Linked DNA regions of Mus musculus: region 2 is linked to region 1. A link is a contact called in ENCODE Hi-C data. All regions are on one chromosome and are shown on one strand. The core of a region is the stretch at or near the end of the contact, and the rest is flanking DNA. Distances in the headings are between cores, read along the strand shown. Region 1 holds the start of Oas1e (2'-5' oligoadenylate synthetase 1E). Region 2 holds the start of Oas1f (2'-5' oligoadenylate synthetase 1F).

Region 1 (3,830 bases), core at 399-2,898:
GGGGCAGCAAACTCCAGGTCAACCTCTCAACCAAAATAGGCTCTTAAGTAACCAACCTCCAAGGCTGGCGTCTGACCATTACCCACACAGGCAAACATGTGAACAGACATCTGCATACATGAGAACATGCTCTCCCAACACACACAATCACACACAGAGAAATAGAAAAGAGGATTCATGCATGAGGGGAGAGCAGGCTGAACTCTGCTGCTCTCTGACTTACACAGAGCATCATAGGCTGGCTGCACATCAAATTCCACCTCCTGCTGGCGCTCTGGGGAGCACAGCTTGAAGGTCAGAGACCTGGTGTTGGGCTCCTCTGAGCTCTGCACCTCAAACTTGAGTTTACATGGCTTCTCTTGCTGCAACTGGAGCAGGTGTTTCCGAATTTCTTCAATGAACACTTGCTGCCACTTTAACTGGTCCTCAAAGCTGGTGAGATCATTAAAGAACACCACCATGTTGGCCTCTGACCTTCCCTTGAGTGCATTGTGTTCATCATAGGAGCCTCCCTAAAAGACAAAAATGAGAATAAGAAAGGATAAGGAGAGCCGTGCTGGGCAGTCCAGAAGATGAACAGAGTAGGAGTCCATCACCAAGAGTGACCAAGAGTGAATAAAGCTTGCCCATGTGTAGTGGAATTCTATTCAGCCCTGAAGAATGAAATTGGCATCTCTGTAGGATAATAGATGGTTCTGGATCTCCTTGTGGTACAGGAGATAAGCCAGGCTCAGAATGATGAACATCCTTGATTTATCTGTTTCTATCCAGAATTGTGTGTGTGTGTGTGTGTGTGTGTGTGTGTGTGTGTGTGTGTGTGTTAGTGATGAAAGGAAACACTCTGGGGAATTCAGGTTCAAGTACAATGTAGTGAGATGGTAGTGGGTGAGAGGACACAGAGACATATTAAACTGTTGTCACAATCCCCCTTGCTAGCAGAGTATTAAAAGGAAAAGGCCATGACCACCATGACTCTGGAAAGAAAGTCTGTATCAAAGACCACAGGACAAATGTCAAAATTAAGGAAACTGAATTCACAAAAACATTTTAAAAAATGATAAAAAGTGATATGTAGAGATTTCCCCCCCCCCCCAAATAAAATGCTGAGCCCAAGCAATAACACAGTTCAACTCCTGACATTGATGAGTAGACATTACAACACAACATGTCTGCAGCCTTCACAGTGACTGAGACAGGGACTGCTGTCATACAGACCCATGGGACAGATGGAAACATGAGCAATGAGCTTCCATCAGTCCAGTTATCCAGCAGTGGGGTCCCTGTTCTGTCCTCTGCCCTGTGCCATAGCTGGGTCTACATGAGGACACTGGGCACAGAGCAGGTAGGTAACTCACACCCCACTAAGGACTGCAGTCTGGCTTCTGAGAGTCCTCTCCCACCCCATCCCGATGAGCTCAGGCTAATGGGACTCACCATCACAACCCTGGCGACCCTCATAGGGTGGGTGGCACCTTGGAAGCATCTCTCCTTCAGGAAAGCACTTATGGAGTCGATGTCTGCTCTGAGCTCAGTAAGGAAGGTGGTGTCAGGAAGGAGTTGATCCTCTATGAAGTTATCCAGCCTCCAGATTGGGGTTCTGAAGAGTTCCCTCGCCATCCTGAGGCCAGGAGTGTTTGCTGACTGCAGCCTTGCCTCATGAGTCAGCTGCCCCTTATATCCATAGCTGCTTTCTCTTCCCAGGAAGGGCGGGGCTATGCAGATCAGACCTCTGCACCTAGATAGCCTCCTAGATTTTTAACAACAACAACAACAACAACAACAACAACAACAACAACAACACCAACACACACACACACACACACACACACACACACACACACACACACACACACACGTTACTGTAACATGAAGAGAAGCGAGAGAAATCCAGCAGCCGGCAGGCAGGAGCTCCAGCACAGCTGTGGTGGGTTTGTCACAGCTGACTGGTCCATGCTGGATATTGTTTGTCACAGCTGACTGCTCCATGATGGATATTGTAACGAGCCGTCTGCAAGGTCCTGGCTAGCTTCTAGTTCAGACTTAGCGTCTGTGGGTTCTCAGATGCACACCCATGATGTGCCTATCGTCCAAGGCCTAATCCAAACCCACCTTTCTGCCCTGTACCCCCACCTCTGTCTGTCCATCCATAAAGGACAAAGGTCTCACATCCTTCTTTAATATGGGATCTCACTCCTTTGCTCAGGGTGGATGTGAACCTGGGGACCTGCCCCATTGGACCCCTAAGTGCTGAGCTCACAGGACTGTGCCTCTCTCCCCAGCTGTAACCAATCCATTGCCACTCTCCACTTCAATAGCATAAAGTGTCGACCTGTGCCCAAGATTCACCTTCATGAGGGTGATCCTGTCTCCATGCCAACCTCTCCCTACCCAGCAGGAGTGAATATTCATCATGGCAGGATGGTCCACACCTGTGATTTCAATGCCTGGGAGCTTGATACGGAAGATATAGAGTTCAAGGCCAGCCTGGGCTATGTGATGAGACTGTCTCATAAAATGGAAAAAAAAAGTCTCTCCCACACTCATATGAGTACACACACACAGACAGTCACACACACACACACACACACACACACACACACACACACACACACACACACACACACACACACACACTGCCCACCCCATATACCTAAATTATTCTTGCAAGTGATGCAGACTACAAGGAACAGAAGAGTGATGAAATTATGACCACATTGGTTCTCCCATGGTTTTTTTGTCACGTGTGATGGTTTGTATGCTTGGCCCAGGGAGTGGTACTGTTGGAAGGTGAGCGGCCTTGTTGGAGGGGTGTGGCATTGTTGGAGTAGATGTGTTACCATGGGTGTGGGCTTTAAGACTCTTGTCCTAGCTTTCGGGGGGGGGGGGGGCAGTATTCTGCTGACAGCCTTCAGATAAAGATGTAGAACTCTCAGCTCCTCCTGCACCACGCCTGCCTGTACGCTGCCATGTTTCCTCTTTGATGATAACAGACTGAACCTCTGAACCTATAAGCCAACCCCGATTAAATGTTGTCCTTATAAGAGATACCTTGGTCATGGTGTCTGTTCTCAGCAGTAAAACCGTAACTGAGACACCACGACTCATAGGTGTCTTTAAGGGATTTTCTTATGGAAAAAGCAGAAGCCATGGCCTTGTCATTCAGGTCAGAAGCTAGCATTTAGCAAAAGCTATAGTCTTCATATCCTGACTGATAGCAGAGGCTCCTTGGTGGATCCTGATCTTGCCTGAGGGAACTGGAATGCTGAAGGCCCCTCCCACAAGTGCCGGGGTGGGAGGACAAGAGGCTGAGGGTCCTGAGCAGGTCTAGCTGAGAGCCATGCTAATCATGCTTTAGATAGTCTATGACATTTATTTCCTGTGTGTGAGCATGTGAAGTCAGAGGACAGCTTGTAGGAGTTGTCTCTCTCCTTCCACGCTGTGCATCCCGGGGACCAAACTCAGGCCTTCAGGCTTGGTGACAAACACCTGTGCCCTCTGAGCTATCTCAGTGACCCTTTTTGCTATTGCTTATGAAGTAGAACCTCTGTTATAGACTGGCTGTCAGTCCACTTTCAGCAATCCTCCTGCCTCAGCCCCTGTCGCTGGCATTATAAAGTGTCACTGTGCCAAGCTCATCTATACCACCTCCATGCTCTCCCGAGCATCTGAACAAGGGTCACTCATCACAACGCAGCCAACCTCCACGATAAGTCTGCCTGAGTCAGGGAGTGTCCAGGTCCCAAGGTGTACGACCTGGATTTGCCCTCTTGGCCACATGTCCAGCAGCTGCTGGAGACATGATATCCTCAGGAGCCCCCTGAGAGGATCTG
Region 2 (3,830 bases), core at 609-3,108, 52 kb after region 1:
AAGCTTGAATTAAATTGGGGCCAAGATGATGGAATCGGGCCAGGACCATTCCAGGGCTCACAGGAATGGCCAGGAGCCACATTTTGCAGAGGCTTATTAAAGACAACCCCACCAGGCTAAGTGTTTCCTACTAGGTCCAATCAGGGACAGGCTTACCTCCTAAGATACCTCCTGCCTGCTAACCTCCCCCCCCCCACCCGTGATCAAACACATCCTGTGCAGTTGAGTCCCACAAGCTTGTTTAGGGGAGCAAAAGCAGGTGGTTTGTCATCGTATAAACATGGCAGCCCCCAGCATCTCAGGAAGTTTCTGCCCTTGGGCAAGGAGCTTACGGGTTAGAGGCAGTTTTGTTTTATGGATCGCTTAGGCACAATTATTTAAACTTCAACACAGCTAGCTCTCACAATAGCTCATAGAAATAACCCCTTGCTGATGAAGAGCTTACAGAATTTATTGTTCCATTAAGTAAATAAAATGAAGGTTGAATATTTGTCCACCTGGATAATAATTGACAGATCACAGTAGCAAGTTACTTGGGATCTATAATAATTATTACCCCAGAGGTCTTAAGATTAAAAAAATGAAACTCCATGGGCATTCCCTAAAGTTCCATGTAGAAATCCTATAGACATTGATTGCAATGCTCTTCTAGATGGCTCCTAAAGAAAAGGAGCATATAATTTATGGTCAAGTTCCATAGGGTCCACAAATGTATTTGTACCCACTCCAGCTTACAAAGCTTAAAAGTTTAAACTACCTATAGTCAATCAGCTTTTATCAGATCTTTCTCAAGCACTGAATGTTTTTACTGACCTCGTGTACAAATTAGCACATAAATGATAGAGAGATCTCTCTGTTCTATATAACCCTTTATTTTTTTTAAAAAAAGAGATTTATTTATTTATCTTATATGAGTATTGTAGCTGACAGACACACCAGAAGGGGGCATCGGATCCCATTACAGATGGTTGTGAGCCACCATGTGGTTGCAGGGAATTCCTGGAAGATCAGCCAGTGCTCCTACTCACTGAGCCATCTCTCCAGCCCTCTAAACTTTTTATCACAAGATGTGGGAACTTTTTGAGAATGTTTAAAAAAAAATCTGTGAGGAAATTTAGCATAAAATTTGTAACAAAAGGCTGTTTGTTAAACTTATATATATTTTAATTTCCACCTATACACTACATATATGATTTGACTCTTATTTAGAAAAGTAAGTCTACTACATCATGCTATATTGGAAAAGTATCTTTTATTCTCCCGCTGTAATTGCTGTCTTGAAGGTTTCATGCCCATGTTTGCTAATCTAGGCCCAGTCCTGGAAGCTTCTAGCCTCCATTCAATCTTATCTGGTGTTTTTTCAATGTCTGAGACGTGCTGCTGAGTAAGCTCTTCCTTTCCAGCTCTTTCTGAACTCTGGAGGGCTGATCGACATCAATCAATAAGTATGGACCAGTCACCAACCTACACAGCTGTGCTGAAACGGTGTCAGGAATCTTCTGGATTTCTCTCACTTGTTCTTCTTGTTTTATCGATGTGTGGGTGTGGGTGTGTGTATGTGTTTGTGTGTGTGTATGTGTCTTATGCTGTAAAAAGTCTAGGAGACTATAAGACCATTTTTCCAAGACTAAGAAGGTAAGAACAACAGAAACTATGTTTATGGTACCTCCTGCCTCCTGCCTGCTGTGATGAGAATCTAAAGAAATACCAGCAGGTAAACAAACTCCAGAGTGTCAGGGAGCCTGGGAGCCAGAGATGGCAGATGCAGAGGTCTGATATGTACAGCCCCGCCTTGCCTAGGAACGAAAAACCTGCTATGGAAATGATGGACAACTGGCTTCCAGAGGCAGTGCTACAGTCAGCAAACACTTCCTGGCCATAAAATGGTGAAGGATCTTAGCAGCACCCCAGCCTGTGAGCTGGACAAGTTCATACGTGATCATCTCCTTCCCGATTCCAGCTTCCATGCTGAGGCCAGAGCAGACGTGGACTTCATAGGTGCTTTCCTGAAGGAGAGATGCTTCCAAGGTGCCACCCACCCTGTGAGGGTCTCCAGGGTTGTGATGGTGAGTCCCATTAGCCCAAGCTCACCAGGATGGGGTGGGGAGAGGACGCTCAGATGCCAGCCTGCAGTCCTTAGTGGGGGTGTTAGTTACCTGCCTGCTCTGTGCCCAGTGTCCTCATGTAGACCCCAGCTATGGCACAGGGCAGAGGACAAAACAGGGACCCCACTGCTGGATGACTGGACTGATGGAAGCTCATTGCCCATGGGACTGTATGACAGCAGTCCCTGCCTCAGTCACTGTGAAGGCTGCAGAAATGTCGTGTTGTAATGTCCACTCATCTATGTATGTCAGGGGTGCAAGTGTGTTTGTTAGTGATTGTGCTCAGTGTTTTATTTAGGGAGGATCTCTGCAGTATCATTTATTCTTGTTTTCTCAAAATGTTCCTTTTTGTAAATTCACTTTCCTTAGTTTCAACATTCGCTCTGTGACCTTTGAGTTTTGGTACATACTTTGTTTATCTAAGCATGATATATATGTGTCAGGATTCTCTATCCATCTCTCACGCTCAGTGGTGGACTCCTACATACTGTTCAGCATCTGGACTGCCTGGCACGACTCTCCCTGTCCCTCGTCATCCTCATCCTTGTCTTTTAGGGCGGCTCCTACGACGAACACACTGCACTCAAGAGCAAGTCAGAGGCTAAAATGGTGGTGTTCCTTAACAATCTCACCAGCTTCGAGGAGCAGTTAAAGCGACGGGGAGAGTTCATTGAGGAAATTCGGAAACACCTGTGTCAGCTGCAGGATGAGAAACCATTTAAAGTGAAGTTTGAGGTGCAGAGCTCAGAGGAGCCCAACTCCAGGTCTCTGAGCTTCAAGCTGAGCTCCCCTGAGCTCCAGCAGGAGGTGGAATTTGATGTGCAGCCAGCCTATGATGTCCTGTGTAAGTCAACCAGCAGCAGAGCCTCAGTCTGCCCTCCCCTCATGCATGAATCCTCTCTTCTATTTCTGTGTGTGTGTGTGTGTGTGTTGGGGTAGCATGTTCTCATGTATGCAGATGTCTGTTCACATGTTTGCCTGTGTGGGTAATGGTCAGACGCCAGCCTTGGAGGTTGGTTACTTAAGAGCCTATTTTGGTTGAGAGGTTGACCTGGAGTTTGCTGCCCCACCTTCATGGCTCCTGCAGTAAGGAGCTGGGGTCAGGTGGGGTGTGTGTTCTGATAGAGCTGAACCCACAATCTCTGGCACCTGGAGCCTCAGTATATTTATTAGGTACAGCACAGGGTTGGGTAGAGGGGTTGCCTAGTCCCTGCTGTAAACAAATACCCTTAGACATACGTTCAAGAGTACACTTGGAATCTTCCACTCCTTAGAAGCTAAGTGAATTTCTTTCTCCCTTTCTTTCTCCCTCCCTCCCTCCCTCCCTCCCTTCCTTCCTTCCTTCCTTCCTTCCTTCCTTCCTTCCTTCCTTCCTTCCTTCCCCTCTGCCTCTCCTTTCCCCTCCCGATCCTTTTCTTTGGAGATTGTTGACATGAAGCTGACAGATCCACATATCTGGTCAGAAAGTGAGCCTGAGGGATTCTCCTGTCTCTACCTCCCCAGCACGGGATTCCAGGTGTGGACTCTCCAACCCTTGCAAGCCCAGCTTTTTTACCTGGGTGCTGGCATTTGATTTGGGTCCTTATATTTATGTGAGAAGCCCTTTACCCACAGAGCCATCTCCCCAGCCTGGGGACATCCTACAGAACGGTTACATGGTGAACAGCTCTCTTCATGCCTGAGTGTGGGAACTCTGTGTCTATAAAGTGGAACTAGAGATACAGC

Evidence for each region. Hi-C counts contacts between places; a loop is a spot of excess contacts on that map.
Region 2: a map of v-Abl transformed pro-B cells shows a loop between it and region 1 (2.0-fold over the local background). The contact joins the promoter of Oas1f here to the promoter of Oas1e in region 1. A Hi-C loop is called at or near these places in 8 of 37 maps with a recorded cell type or tissue (T-helper 1 cell, T-helper 17 cell, T-helper 2 cell and 4 more).

Annotation. Positions count from the first base shown.
Region 1 is chr5:120,793,882-120,797,711 of GRCm38, forward strand. It overlaps Oas1e (2'-5' oligoadenylate synthetase 1E), which reads right to left and starts at 1,649. Exons shown (of 6, transcript NM_145210.2): 1 at 1,435-1,649; 2 at 224-512. The coding sequence starts at 1,617.
Region 2 is chr5:120,845,509-120,849,338 of GRCm38, forward strand. Oas1f (2'-5' oligoadenylate synthetase 1F) reads left to right here and starts at 1,859. Exons shown (of 6, transcript NM_145153.3): 1 at 1,859-2,066; 2 at 2,661-2,949. The coding sequence starts at 1,884.